Regions from separate parts of the Homo sapiens genome. Here all the other regions are linked to region 2. A link is an interaction called in ENCODE POLR2A ChIA-PET data of the cell type or tissue named here. Cell type or tissue: IMR-90. All regions are shown on one strand.

Region 1 (5,000 bases), 84 kb after region 2:
GGGAAGGTCTTCAAAGGACTTTTTTTCCAACAGGCATTTTTCCAAAGAAGATACATAAACAGCCATTAAGCACATAAAAAAATGTTCAACATCACTGATCATTAGGGAAATGCAAACCAAACTACAATGAGATACCACCCCACACCCATTAGGATGGGCACTATCAAAAAAAAACAGAAAATAACAAGTGTTGGTGAGGACGGAATCCTCGTGCACTGTTGTGGGAAGGTAAAATAGTACAGCTGCTATAGAAAACAGTATGGCAGTTCTTCAAAAATCTAAAAATATGATTACCCTATGATCCAGAAATTCCACTTCCCAATTTCCACCCAAAAGAACTGAAAACACCCATGTTCATAGCAGTGTTATTCACAATTCCTAAAATGTGGAAGCAACCTAAATGTCCACTGATGGATGAAAGGATAAGCAAAATGTGGTCTATACATGCAATGGAATACTATTCAGCCCTAAAAAGGAATATGCTACAATATGGAATAAACCTTGAGGACATTATGTTGAGTGAAATAAGCCAGTCACAAAAACGACAAATACTGTATCATTCAATTTACATGAGATACTTAAGAGTAGTCAAAATCATAGAGGAAGAAAGTAGAATGGTGGTTGGCTAAGGGCTGCGGTGGGGGAAGGAAGGAATGTGAAGTTATTGTTTCATGGGTACAGTTTCAGTTTTGAAAGATAAAAAGAGTTCTGTGAATGGATGGTGGTGATGGTAGCGTAACAGTATGAATATACTCAGTGTCACTGAACCATATGCTTAAAAATAGTTAAGATGGTCAATTTTATGTTATGTGTATTTTAACACAATAAAATAATTGGAGGAAGAAAAGTTGAAGGGGAGTCCTATAGTAACAGGGGCTCCTTCCAGCACCCTCTAGTCTACAGGTACCCATTTCCAGAAACTGAGGGGGAAGTCTCCCCTACCAAGGAGTCTCTTCAGTTTCACAAGTGTGAGTTGCTACAATGCGGCATGCTTTGCAGGACTCACCTAAACACCTTTCTTCCCTACTCGCCCCTTCCCCTTTAGCCATCACGGGGACACAGCCTTGGGCCTGGAGTGAAAGATGACTTGGTTGAGTGCCATTATGGAATCTGTTGGCCAAGACCTGAAGGATGAACCCCCTAGCCTGGAACCTCCCCAGGCTGCCATTGCCCTCACTAAATCACAGGAGAATGCCACCCTTTGTGGAGGATTTTTCTGAGCAAGCCACACTAAGAAGGGGCAGAGAGCAGGGAGCACAGACACTAGGGTCTTGGCTGCACCCAGTCTATGCTTCCCAGAGTCCCACCCATCTGGACGGGAGCTCAGTTCCTGGCTCCCTGTCTTCCTGAGTGGCCCTAGTTCACCTGATCCCTTCTGCTGCACTTGAGTTCTAACTGGTACTCTCTCTAACACACTATCTAATACCAGCCTTTAGACCCATAATGGGAGTTACAGCGTTCACTTTGAGCATCCACTATGGGCCAGGCAATATGAATGTATTTAATGAGTGTCCACTATGGGCCAGGCAATATGAATGTATTATTTCATTGAATTATTCAACAACCCCACATGATAGGTATTATTATTACTCTCATTTGAAAGATGAAGCCCCTGAGGCTCAGAGAAGTTTAATTGTCCTAAGCTCGGAATCCTTGGGAGAGCTCCAATGAAGATTGACGTTATTTTTGAGGCTTTTAGAGTAGGATTTATACTACGTATGTGCTTGTTTTAATGAGACAAAGGCCTGATATGGAAGCAAGTGGACTCAAGAAGTTTCCAGATATATTCCAGCTAAGTAAATTCTATTTATTCATCAAATCCTACCTGCTCTGTGCAGTCTTCCCTGACTGTTCCATTCCACAAGGATTCCTTCTTCCTGAACCCTGGTCGTATCTCTACCATCTCCCAGAGTGGGCAGTGTTTTTTGGGTTTGCCCTTCTCCACCACCAAAGTGTAAGGCCCCCAAGAATAGAGACTGTGACTTCTAATTTTTTTTTTGAACTCACGTGATGCCTAGGATTAGATGCAAAGAAGATTACCCTGGTTAAAGGAGCTGAACATTGAAAGGAAGAGATGCAGCTCATTTTAAGCCTTCACTATTAAATCCCATCCATTTGTCAAGACACAGCTCAGACAGCCCAACCTCCACACAGCTTTTCTGAACACACCAGCTGGAAGTCAGCAGCTTCATTTTCAGAATACCCATTTCAGTGAAAAGAACTTTAGTGTCAGACTCTGGCAGACCTCTTTTGAATTCTAGTGCTGTTGCTTCTCAAGTGGTAATCTTGAGCAAGTCACTTCATTCCTCCCAGCCTCGGTTTCATTGTTTATAAAATGTGAATAATAGTTTCTGCCTCACAGGGTTGTGTAACTGTAAATGTTGTCATGCATTTGAAAGAATGCCTGCACAGGAGACGTGCTTCAACATGGGAGCCATTGTCACTACTATCTCATCAGACTGCCTTATATTGAAGGCATTTACATGTGCATCTTTTCCAACCCTCTAGAGGAGTGGTTCTCAAACTCTAGGGTATATCAGAAGCATTTAAAATGAAGAAACGTAGAACATATAACTGACCTACAAATCAGAATCCCCATTAGGCATGGGAGATGGTGGGGACTTGGCAACTCTCTTTTTAACAAGCCACCCACTCCACGGCAAGTGATTCTGATACGTGCTCACCAAACTTGGAAAATTCTGCTAGACAATATTTGATTCCCAAAATCTTTTCCATGGAAACTTGAGTCTCCAAAGAGCTTCATCCAGACCAGTGCTTCCCAAACTTGGCTGGATTGGAATCAGACCAACATCTGAGGGTGGCCCCTAGAGATTCCGATGCTGGTTTGGAGTGTGACGTGGGTGTCAGGGTTTCTAAAAGATGGGAAAAAAAATTCTAACAGTCAGTCAAGGTTGAAAACCACTGTTCCATTGGATCTTGACCCCAGGTTTCTATAGCAATACCTCTGAGGCTTCAACCAGAGCAACTCAGATTTTACGTGTGTTATTACATAAACTGAGCCTCCATCTAAGATTGATTTTGCAGAACGGATTCTTCTGCTTAAAAAAAAAATGGTAATTTTGCAAACAACTGCTCTAGCCTGTCAGTAAGAGCCATGAGGTCCCAAAACCTGGCTTTTATTCACCTTTGTGTATGTCCCAGGGCCTTACAACATAGTAGATGTTTAATAAATATCTGGTGGAAGGTTGAATAGCTTCATTTGTTATCTGACTCCAATGAAGTTTCCTGTTGCCTAGCAGAGCAACCTAACAATTTTTTAAACATCTAAACTCCAACAGCCTTTTCCTCAAACTTCAAACCTGAAACAGAGAGTGGAGCGGACAGCCATCCTGAAAATATGCTGACATTTCTCCTTGGGGTCAAATATACTATGCAAGTACCTAATGACTGATGAATATAAGCAAATGTGATTTTCATCAGCCGGGAGGAGCATGACATATGTAGGCAGCACAGGCCTCCTAGGCTAATATTTGGATTATTTCATCAGTAACTGTCAAATCACAAGAGCATGATAAAAACTTGCAGGAACTTCATAGTAAACAGTTTAACTGGCCCCCGTCAATACATTTGAAGAAAAAAATTTCCTGCTGCCAAAACACACAGGCACAATGCCTGCAGCACAGGCCTGTGGCCAACAAGAGCCTGATCCTCAGGCAGCTCTTCTAGGTTCTCCACCACAGAGGCTTTCAAGAAGCCTCTTTCCCACTCAGACCTCACCCAAATCCAGCCCTCCATCCCTTCAGTTGGCACCCGCAGGAGGATGAGTACTGCAGGGATCTGGGGGTGAGCAGCACCGCCTTCAAAACTCAGCTTGTCCACTGGCTCTAGGTCCTCTGATTCCTCAGGTGTAACATCTACTTCATCAGGTCACGTCCTTAGAGCCACGATGGCCTGGGTTTCAAGCCTGACTCTATTTCCTTACCTCTAAAATGAAGATGCTATTAGCAACTCTCTTATAGGACCATGAGTGTAAAGTGATAAGAACAGTGCCTGGGGAGGCCACGCACGGTGACTCATGCCTGTAATCCCAACACTTTGGGAGGCCGAAGCGGGCAGGAGTTCGAGGCCAGCCTGGCCAACAAGGTGAAACCTCATCTCCACTAAAAATACAAAAATTAGCTAGGCGTGGTGGTACATGCCTGCAGTCCCAGCTACTAGGGAGGCTGAGGCACAGGAATCATTTGAACCCAGGAGGTGGAGGTTGCAGTGAACTGAGATGGTACCACTGCACTCTAGCCTGGGCAACAGAGCCAGACTACATCTCAAAAAAAAAAAAAAAGAACAGTGCCTGGTACAGGATGGATATTTAATAAACCTTAGCTATTATAAATTTGCAATTCTAAAATTAAGAGTTTTGAAAATCAAGATTTGTCTTTCCTTTTCAGGCTTTTGTCAGTTTGGTGACAAAACTCATTGGCCAACAAACCTGATCTTTTTTTTTTTTTTGAGACGGAGTCTCTCTCTGTTGCCCAGGCTGGAGTACAGTGGTGCGATCTCGGCTCACTGCAAGCTCTGCCTCCCGGGTTCACGCCATTCTCCTGCCTCAGCCTCCCGAGTAGCTGGGAATACAGGCACCCGCCACCACGTCTGGCTAATTTTTGTGTGTGTATTTTTAGTACAGATGGGGTTTCACCACGTTTAGCCAGGATGGTCTCGATCTCCTGACCTCGTGATCTGCCTGCCTTGGCCTCCCAAAGTACTAGGATTACAGGAGTGAGCCAACGCACCTGGCCTCAAACCTGATCTTAACCGATATCAGGCTACTTATGATCTTTTTGTTGTATCCTGCTTGGTGAGAACATCCATATGTTTCATTGCAGAAATAATAATGTGTTTGATTATGGGATGCTGTCCCATACGACGGAAGAAATGCTATTAACATGTGAAATATGTCTGAATTACCTTTCTAAAATCTGGGCAGTTCTGAATTCCAAAACATATTGGCCATATGCATTTCAGATAAGGGACTATGGGCCAGG
Region 2 (5,000 bases):
GCCTGTCCCAGCAGGGCAGGCCCCTTGGTTAGTGACACATGTGAGTTTCATTCTACTATTAAGAACAAACAGCTTTCCCTCTACTCATCCATTTCTCCTGGACAGCATCAGTCCCCATCCGGAATAACCTTTCTAGGAAGGGTGATAAGAGCTACCACATCTTAGTGCATCTTAGGTGCTGGGCAGTTTACAATAACAATCTCATTTATCCTCCCAGCAACTTGGAGTTTTTGAATAAAGCAAACGGACTCAGAGAGGTAGAATACCGTTGAAGGTCATAACTATTAAGTGGCAGAATCAGGATAGGAACTTGTATGTGTCTGGCTCCAACCCCACGTTAACTACTGCCCTCAACTCACTATGAACTCCATCCTCCCTCCAATGGGCCCCCTCTGCTTTCCAGTCCTGAGCCAACTCCTGGGGGTGATCTTGGGAAGACAGCTCACCCACATCAAGAGCCTGGGGTTTGATGATAATTGAATATATCTTCATCTTTCTACCATTCCATCCTTACAGAGTAGATCGCAGGGGGTCCTCTTAGACTCAAGTCTGTCCTCTGGGGACTGGTACTGTCTTGGATTGAAATTGGTACTTTGATGTGTTGGGTAAGAAGATTAATAGAGACAAATGTCTTCCATGTTGGTATACGATTAGCCAAGTGATTTCCATTTTCCTATCACCCATCAGCTCTGGGTTACAGGGAAACATCTCCTACCTCGTTAGGGTTTTCCCCAGAATCCTCATCAGAAAACGTACCCACTTTTCACCAGGGAAAGAGGTGAAAAGAATATGTGTTGGATGGACCACTGTGATTCACGGAAAAGAGGTGTTATAAACAAGCCTCGTGTGTTTATTGCCTGGGCAAGAACAAAAAATAGTCTTTATTGGAAACATGTATTTGATGGCATCTGGATCCATTTAGTAAGCATATTTATTTCATAACAATATGAGCTCATGATGCCAGGATGATTAATGAGCTTTTATATTCTACCACTCTTTTTGCCTAAATCTGCAAGTCTGTTAGGGAGTTTAATTACCTAAGATGGGGCAAATACACATTTTGGTTACTTTTTGTTGGAAGGAATCTCTTACTTGGAATTTATTTTACCATAGACGAGGTTGGAGAACATTGGAAACTCCTTTAGGCATCTTCAAAACCAGCAGCACCTGAATTCTCTGAAAATAATTTCAAAGTTCTTAGGTAATGTTCTTGTGTTTCCCCTGGGGGAAATACCGACCGAATCTTCCGATTGGGGAAAAACAAGAAAGGAGGAAAAGAATTTGGGCTAAAATTTTAATAAGACTGAAAATTTTACTACCAAACATATTTTTAAATAGGCAGGATGATACCATATATTATGACTACATTGGAATAGAGATGCTATTCTCTCCATGGCAAACTTCAGAATAAATTATGTCTCTCTTAAACTCCAAGCAGAAGCCCCAGAGAAACTAAACAGTTTGAACAGTGTCATGGCACTGTCCAACCTCTGAAAGGAGCACAAGACTCCTTCTTCTTTCCCCTTCACTCCTCACCTGGTGAGGAGCAGCACAGACAGCCCTGAGCAAAGGCCCAGCTGGTCACAGCCAGATGGGCCAGAGCTTGTGCCATGTTTCATGCAGTGGAGAGAGTTCCTGACCTTTGCATGGTGCAGCCCTTTCAATATGCCTCCCAGAGCAAGCTCACCTCCTGGTGGTATCTGGGATGAGATGTCCAACACTGCTAGAGGCATCTCACCCATAAAAAGGCCAAGAATAAGCAGCTCCAGCCAGTTCTGCCCATTAGCTCTTAGTGCTCTATCTTGGAGACGTGTCCTTCTCGACTTCTTGCCCTCTGATCCTGAAGGTCATAGCCAGAGTGGACCAGAGAAAAGCAACCAAAGAGGCCTGCTTTGGGCTAGGCAAAGGGGTCCTTGTGACCCAAAGTGGAGCAGCCCAAGGTTCCTAGTGTGAGGAACTCCTGGGAGGGGTCTGGAGACACAAGGGCCAGCCAGTGTTAAAGGGTCTATATTTGTCTGGTGGTGTTCCTGAGGTAACCATGCCAGAGTCACTACAATAGGCTATGACTAATCCAGCGCACCAGGAAACTATCCTTCCAAGGACCCAAGATGCCAGCATAAGGCCCAGTTTATAAGGAGGTACCACCTAGAGAGGGCACTGAATGCAAGACTTCTGTGAATGGTATCAATAGTAAGCTGGGAAAACTGGAAAGAGAAGATTCTGGAAGAGAACACATTCAAGACCCAAATATCAACTTCTGTCAGGCCCACAGCCCTGGCTTTTCCTCCAAAAACAAAAAGAAACAAGCAGAAATCTCATCCTCAATGTACTGCTTTCTCCATAGAACTGGCTTGTCTGAGTTCCACATAACACATTATTCTTTGCAACGTTAGAGGCCATTTGTCATTTGCCTTCCCATTCCCTCTTTAGCCAAAGCAGACAACACTGTCTGCCAGAGATCTGTAAAAAACTTAGCCCATGCTGACTGCCCCCCTCCTGACCAGGCAGCTCTTTATTCTGAGTGTATGTGGGCCCTACCTGAAGTGTTAGCCACTGTCCTGGATGAAGCAGGCAAATGCGCGGCGCCCAGAGCTAGTGATGCCTGAGTGTCTGTGCACAGTCATTCTGTGCTGGCTGCCAGAATCACTTGGGGAGTTTGTATAAACACAGTTTCCAGTGTTTTGCCTTGAGTCTCCTCCTGGGTAGGAAAGCTTATCCTCCTGGGTAGGAAAGCTTATCCTCCTGGGTAGGAAAGCATGGTGAGGAGCTATGTGATGCACACAACTCATACATGCAGACCTCGTATCGGGTGGGCAGGCCTGAGGCTGCATGCAGCCTTCTCCACATGCAGGCTGCCATTTCTAGGGACCAAACCAAGAACTCGCAGGGAAGTATGTAGATGACTGCAAGACCCTCCTGGGCCCTCTGCATAATGTTGAGTGGCAGGGGGTTGTAGGGCTAAATGAGGCGGCGGCAGGTGCAGCATCTTGGGGGCCATGGTGTTGGAAGAAGGGGGAAGGTGTGTACCATTCAGTTCTCCAGCTGATAATCTCTATCAGCTGAAGCAGGGTGACAGATCATGACATGCCACTGCCCCACCAGCCAAGCGGACTTCCTGCTGGCCCCAGGAAGAGAAGCACCCACTGGGCTAAGCATGGGCAGGAGCATGTTTGGATACAGATCCAAAAATCTGCATTGCCTGCTTCCCTTGCTCACTGCCCCCAGCACCCCACCCCCACTCCCACCCAACAAAACCATTCCACTTGGAAAAATCAAAGTAAGTGGATGTGAGGAGGTTCTTTTGCAGCTGGTGTGGCCACATCTCATGCATCAAGGCAGAAATGGGGCCGGCTCTGAGCAGCAACCCAGAGCCTCCCTGTGGGATGGGACCTGCTGCTGCTCTGCTGTGTCCCTGATTCAGCCATTTCCAGCTGTGTGTTCTGGCTCAGTGCCTGCATCAGCCCCTTTGGTTCTGGTGATCTCCTGGCCTTCCCTGGTGGGCTTATCAGACCTGGTCTTCTCTATTTGGGTCTCAGCCTTGCTCTGCCTACCCCTACCCTTCCGCCACCTCTGGTGTGCTCTCCAACCTGGGATGAGAAGCTGTCTGTCTAGCCCCAAGCCCATGGAATCTGATCAAACAAGGATGGAAAACGCTGCCAGGGAAAGGAGACTCACAACGACACTTGGCAGCTCACCTCTTACATGTGGAATGCGTTTCTGGGTTTGAGCATGCTACTTCAAACCTCAGTCTCTAGAAATAGATCCCAAAATAAACCAACCCTAAGCTTGCTCCCACAGGCAGACCTAGTCTGACCAAAAAATCAGAAGGCCCTGAAGTTGCTGTGGTGGACCAGTGTGGGCATCAGGCAGTGGAGTTCAGTCCCCCAGGAGCCCCCCACACTAAAGGGCTCGCTCAAAAGGCATCCCATCTAACATCATGCACTGCAAAGACTGAGTGATGCTTCCTCTGCTCCCTACAAGTTCCACTGGCCAGAAGAGAGGATATCTCCCTTGAGGTATCCAGGCAGGATATAAGTATAACTAAGCACACACTCAACTTCGAAACTCTGCATTGTAACTCAAATCTCATATTACCGGAGGAGGTCTCCAGGTAGCCCAGAGAAAATTATTTTTTAAAAATAAATTATTTCTCAAAAGAAAACAGAAGCATCAATTTACGTTCATCTGGAGAAAGGACAGCCCAGAACAGCTAGGAGAATCTTGGAAAAGGCAGAGTACTAGAGGGGAACTAGGCCTTGCAGATATTAACACATATTACAGAAGAGATCTCATTTTTTACCCAATAGAACAGCAAAGATGGAAAGAATGATTATCCCCAACACACAACGGTATATGTTCAAAGATAGTCACATTGTTTTAAATAGCAATATGCTAATAAAATAATAAAATATATTATGATAAATATAAATGAGATACTTGGAGCCGTGAAAAATCACGGAAAAATCATGTGAAAAATTATGTGAAAAATCAGGTCTTTGTTGGCCTAAAAGCTGTTTACAACATATTGTTAAATGCAGAAGGACAGATTAAGCAACATTATATACATAGGTTTTGTTAAAAAATTAAATAATGTGTAGAACAAAATATTAATGGAAGTTATTTCTGAGTGGTGAAACTGGAGCTGATTTTTTTCTCTTGCTTTTAGTCTCTATTTCTGCTGAACAACAAACAACAACAGAAAAACCCTCCAACCTGTAATGAAAGAAAAATTTTAGGCAATTAGAAAATAATCTTAGGGCAGAGAAATTTCCCTTGTCCTGCAGCAAAGGCCCAGATTATTTTAAATAAAACAGGACCTGTCCAGACAACACCTACTTTAGCAAATTCTTGTGTCCTAAAAGAAAATTATCTAATTAAACCCATATTCCTTTGGACAACGATAAAATCTCAGCAAAAAGATTCCCCTGGCTGTGATTTCAGAAGCTGGGAGTTGGTTCCTCAGGAAGAGGTTTATCAAAGTCACTTTGATGCTCTATTAG
Region 3 (5,000 bases), 180 kb after region 2:
GGTGCACACCACCATGCCTGGCTAATAGTTTGATGTTTTGTAGAGATGGAGTCTCACTTTGTTGCCCAGGCTGGTCTCGAACTCCTGGGCTCAAGCGATCTTCTCATCCCGGCCTCCCAAAGTGCCGGGATTACAGGCATGAGCCACCGTGCCTAGCCAGGGTACACAATTTAAGTCACGAAATAGAATGACAATAACAATATTAATAAGGTTATTGGGTACCAAAATTTTGAAATAATATGATTTAAAATTTTTAATTCACTAGAATAACTACCTAAATAATTTAAAATTGTATTAAAGGAACCGCCTATGTTGGTACCATTCAAGCTGATAAATACCCCAATCTTTTGACAGAACTTGTGAATTAAGCATTTTTCTTATGAGCACTGGAATGTCCGTGAATGATTTTGTTGACTATCAGGATATTTTAACATTCACTCTTCCTACAATTTAAAACAATTTTCAAATATTGTAAGCGTCTAGACCAGGGGTCCACAAACTCTGGCCCACAGGTTAAACCTGACCCTCTGCCTGTTTTTGCCACATTTTCAAATGATTGAATAAAAATCAAGAAAAGAACATTTTATGGCATATAAAAATTATATGAAATTAAAATTGCAGTGCCCATAAGTCAGTTTCACTGGAACACAGTCCTGCCTGTTCATTTATCTATTGTCTATGGCTTCTTTTGCACTCAAAAGGCAAAGCTGATTAGTTGCAACAAAGACCACATAGCCTGCAAAGTCAAAATATTAATGTTTGGCCCTTTCCAAGAAAATATGCGGACCCCCAATCTTGACAGTCTGTCAAATGGTGGTGCTGGTGTCAGACTGAAAACACACAGAGATGATGATGATGGTGATGATAACAGCAACAACCACGACCACCAGCTTGGCAACTGAGAAAGCCAAAAAAGCATCACGAGATACCAAGTGGGTAATTTATGAGTGAGCCCACTGTGCAATGTGAGAGAGAGTGCGACCATATGAGAAGCAACAGCAAAGCAAAGCTATGTGTTTTGAGACCATATCAAGTAAATGCACGCTCCACATTTATTCTGTAGGGGGAAAAGTCTGAATTATGAGAGATCTGAATACCGCGAGGTCTTCAAGAATGTAGCCCTCCCATAAAACACAACAGGCTTCTACTTCCTTTCTCCCTCTTCCCTCTCCCCCAACCTTGTTTCCTCCTGTTGGGAGGCAGATCCCACCCCAGGTCTTTCTGAATTCCCACCAATCTGAATCTGATGCCTGTCTGGGTCCCCCAGCCTCTCTACGGCATGTTTATCACAGTGATTTTCCTCTCACCTGCCCGCTGCTAAGGCTGTAAGTATACTATTACTCCCCGCCTCTCACACTCCCAGGCAAGAATACACCTTCTTCATCTGTAAGAAGAAAGAAGTTCTAGTGTTCACCTGCACAACAGTTGGCCCTTCATGCATTGTAGGCTTGAGCAGACACCTTACCTATGCTCTCTCCTCTAATTCCTACGGCATGTACAGAGATTGTTAGCCCATTTCATACATGAGGAAACTGAAGCTTAAAGAGATTAATCTACCCAAAGCCACACATGCAGAGTCAGGTCTGGAATTCACACACTTTACAGTGCATGGCACTGCCACCTGATGCACAGTAGGGGCTCAGAAAGCACTGGATGCCTGAGTGAATGACTGCATAGCAATGCCCACACAGGACCACTAACGCACAGCAGCGCAATCTCAGAAGCAGCCAAGACCTTCCACTCCAAGAGACCTCTGTGGACACTGAAATAACTTCCCTCTCTGGAACTCAGAAAGTCACCACTCGAACAGTACCTCTCACACCCCTTGCTAAGAGTGAGGTATCAAGTTCCTCCAATCTGAGCCTCAGGAAAGAACAGTAACTAGTGAGGAAAGGAAGGGTAGGCAGAAAACAAGCACCTGTTCTGTTTCTGGGTCCCCCTTGTCTGGGCCTCCCAAGTGCAATTTCTCTGAAGACCCCATGAGCAGCACGGACCACTCTTATTACAGCTCTTGCTTTTGACCTGGTAATCACATGGCTGGGAAGTGTATTTCCAAAGCAGAACATGAGATCAGAAATAAATAAACATCAGCAAATTGAACATTCACGTTGGTAGTGCCAATTTTTAGAGTGGGAGAAACTAGAAACAACCTAGATCCCTGATAGAGGGTGGGGAATGGCTAAGGAAACCGTGATGGAGCAAAATGATGAAAAGCATCATTGTGCTTTAAAAAATGGGAACCCTGCTTAGGTGGCAAGTGGGAAATGTTGACACAAAATCCTGTTAGTTGAAAAGACAAATCTGCATGTGCTAAATTAAAACATAAGCCGATATCAAGGAGAAAACAGAGCAATATTAGCAGTGGCATTATGCGTATATGCGCTCATGTGAAAGAGGCCAAGAAGACAGAGCATCCTGTAAGAGGCTGAGAGCAGGGAGAGACCTTTCCTCACTGAGATACTCACTAACTGGCCTGAGAGTTCCTCCCTCCGGCCCCACCGCCAGTATTTGTTTTGGAGTCAGATGACTTGAAATTGAAACATCATTCTGATGTCTACTTGCTGTGTGAGCCTGTGAACATTCCTTAGCCTCTCTGAGCCTCAGTTTTCTAGCTGTAGAGTAGAAATAATAGTGTCTAGTTCACACAGGTTGTTGAGAGGATTAAATAAAAGAACGCAGGTAAATCCCAGTACCTGACACGGAGCTCTGTAATGGCAGCTCCTCCCCGCTTAGCTGACCAGAAGATCCTCTGAACTTCAAGCAGAATGAAATCCTGGGCCTCAACTAAAATATCGCTAAAGTCAAGCAGGTCCTGGGTACTTGTCTGCTCTGGAAAAGAAACTAAATGGAACTAAAGGCTATACTGTCACTACACGCCCTGTAATGAGACTTCAAAACTTGAAGACACAGCTCTACCCTCAGGGCTCACCTTACAACCAGCAATAAACTCCCCTACATGATTCCCAAGCGGCCTCATGTGCACGGTTGGATTTGATCCTCCTGTCAATCATTAGGTAAGTATAACTATTATTATCCCCCACCAAGAACAAGGCAATGAGAGGGCAGAGAAACCAGAAAACAGGGCAGAGTGGGGATTTGCATCCAGGCCAGACGGCCTCCACGGCTCCTGATTTTCCTCTCAAGACAGCTGCATTCTCTACCCTCAGCCACTTGGCTTGGGACTATCAGGTCACAACAAAGCTAGCAAGGAGCAGAGCCAGTGCAGAATTGGCCAGTACCACTGGAGGACCCAACAGATGTCACAGCCCAGCCCACAAGTAGTCTGACAACCTAGCATGAGGGCAGGAGACGAGGGGCAGGGTAATGTCATCAAAGGGGCAGCTGGAAACCATGGAGCTGGAGCAAAGGGAGGAGCAAGCCAGACAGAATCCAAGGCATGTGAGGGTCAGGGGTCAAACAAGGGAGATCAATCAAAGAGTCAGTTGTCAATTTACCCAAAGCAAGCCTTGGCGCCCTGGAAGAGAAGTTGCTTCTGTGCTTCCCAAAGGAGATGCAGGCTCAGGACTCAGCCAAAGTGGGGAAAAAAAAAAAAAAGTGATAGCTAACATTCAAGTGGCACTTTTCTACACGCCTGAGATAGTTTTGAGCATTTTCCAGGTGGAAAAACTACAGCCCAAGAGGCCAAGGAACCTGTTCAAGGCCCAAAACTTGGTAGAGCCAAGGCTCAAACTCAGGACCTGGCTCCAGAGTGCTCTCCTCCTCAGCACCACCACGCTGCTGCCTGGCCGGGGAAAGGAGGTGGGCTCCCTCTTCCTTCACATCACAAGTGATCAGAGACGCGACATTTCAGGGGGAAAAGTATGTCTGGCAACTACAAATTTGTAGCTTGCTGATATGGTCGGAGGGTTTCCAAGAAGGAAGCAGGTAGGGCAGCCTCCCAGCAGTCCATTTATCCTTTTTCATGGGAAATTAATCTTCTTCTCTCTCCTGACTGTGCCTCCAAGAAAAATGGTTAAGTCAAAGCTCGTCATCCTCCCACCCCTGTAGTCACATGGCTGCATCCCCACCATAAATCAAAGCTGATGCCCCCTTTCATCAGATGCCTGCAGATAATTCCCCTGTGATTTCCCTACTGGGGCTCAGAGGGCCAAGGCCTAAAGGGTTAACATCTCATTTCCTCTTGTCTTTCAAGCCTTAATCCCCATCCTGAGCTGGGTGCATTCCAAGCCCACCTGGAGCAGGTCATGACGAGCTCCCAGCCCATGGCTGGCCCTTCATTTCCCCTGGCAGGAGATTAGATGGGGTGCCCATTAATCACTCCGTGCTTTTGTCCTCACTGCTGGCCAGGCCTTAGGCAGCTGGCCAAGGGCCAGGAGGGTGGAGCAGGCCACATGCTGCCCACCCGGTTGTGGGGTGCCCAGTGCCACCCTCCTGGGACAAGACACAGCGGCACTGTGAACCTGGCTCACTGCCCTCGGACCACGCCCTAGAGAAGCAGGGCTAATGGGCGCCAATGCCTGGGATGACACCTCAGTGATCAGCTTCGGAAAGGCTGGTAGGAGAAGACAACATAGGCAGTACACTCAGCTGGGTGACGGGGTAGACAGGAAAAGAGGTCAACAGAAAGAGACCACTTTCCCAAGACAACGCATCAATACACAAAACTGCTGCCTCTTGTTCCATGGGTTCTTCTTTGGGCAATCTAAAGGGAAGCTGGGGAAGGGGAGTGGGGCGAGCAGGGATGTTGGATGGGTAATTCATTATTACTATCACCGCGCAGCTGGGAGTGTTCATTTGCTGGGTTTGAATACACAGTTGTAACATTCAGCCCTGTGCCCTTCAGACACAAAACCCTGGATTTGAGGGGGCCTGAGATTACATATACATTTTTGTTACAGCAATACATTGAGCTCCAATTGTCTCAAGCACTGATCAGGCACAGAGTAAAGAAATGGGGCGAGAACTAACACTGAGCGCCTGCTATGTGCCTTAGGGCTTTGCCTTAAGCTCTGCATACCCATGCACTGGTCCCCCACCAG

Evidence for each region. Peaks named below come from ENCODE experiments on the same cell type or tissue, not always from the same donor. Only the 100,000 strongest peaks of a DNase experiment are listed, where the experiment ranks them.
Region 1: POLR2A ChIA-PET joins it to region 2 with 5 read pairs; 3 of 35 experiments call an interaction of 5 or more read pairs at or near these places.
Region 3: POLR2A ChIA-PET joins it to region 2 with 5 read pairs; 7 of 35 experiments call an interaction of 5 or more read pairs at or near these places.

What each region holds. Positions count from the first base shown.
Region 1 is chr15:71,217,090-71,222,089 of GRCh38, reverse strand. The region is part of intron 4 of THSD4 (thrombospondin type 1 domain containing 4); the gene reads right to left. Among named protein-coding and RNA genes, the nearest start is that of THSD4-AS1, 31 kb to the right of the region's middle. In IMR-90, no CTCF peak of the experiment used is centred here; DNase peaks (open chromatin) are centred at 2,329 and 3,489; H3K27ac peaks cover 2,974 bases.
Region 2 is chr15:71,300,822-71,305,821 of GRCh38, reverse strand. The region is part of intron 6 of THSD4 (thrombospondin type 1 domain containing 4); the gene reads right to left. It overlaps LOC124903520 (a long non-coding RNA gene), which reads left to right. Exons shown (of 2, transcript XR_007064700.1): 1 at 1-5,000. Among named protein-coding and RNA genes, the nearest start is that of THSD4-AS1, 110 kb to the right of the region's middle. In IMR-90, no CTCF peak of the experiment used is centred here; a DNase peak (open chromatin) is centred at 2,641; H3K27ac peaks cover 2,024 bases.
Region 3 is chr15:71,119,919-71,124,918 of GRCh38, reverse strand. The region is part of intron 1 of THSD4 (thrombospondin type 1 domain containing 4); the gene reads right to left. Among named protein-coding and RNA genes, the nearest start is that of CT62, 6.9 kb to the right of the region's middle. RefSeq lists an enhancer at 4,322-4,838. In IMR-90, no CTCF peak of the experiment used is centred here; no DNase peak of the experiment used is centred here; H3K27ac peaks cover 53 bases.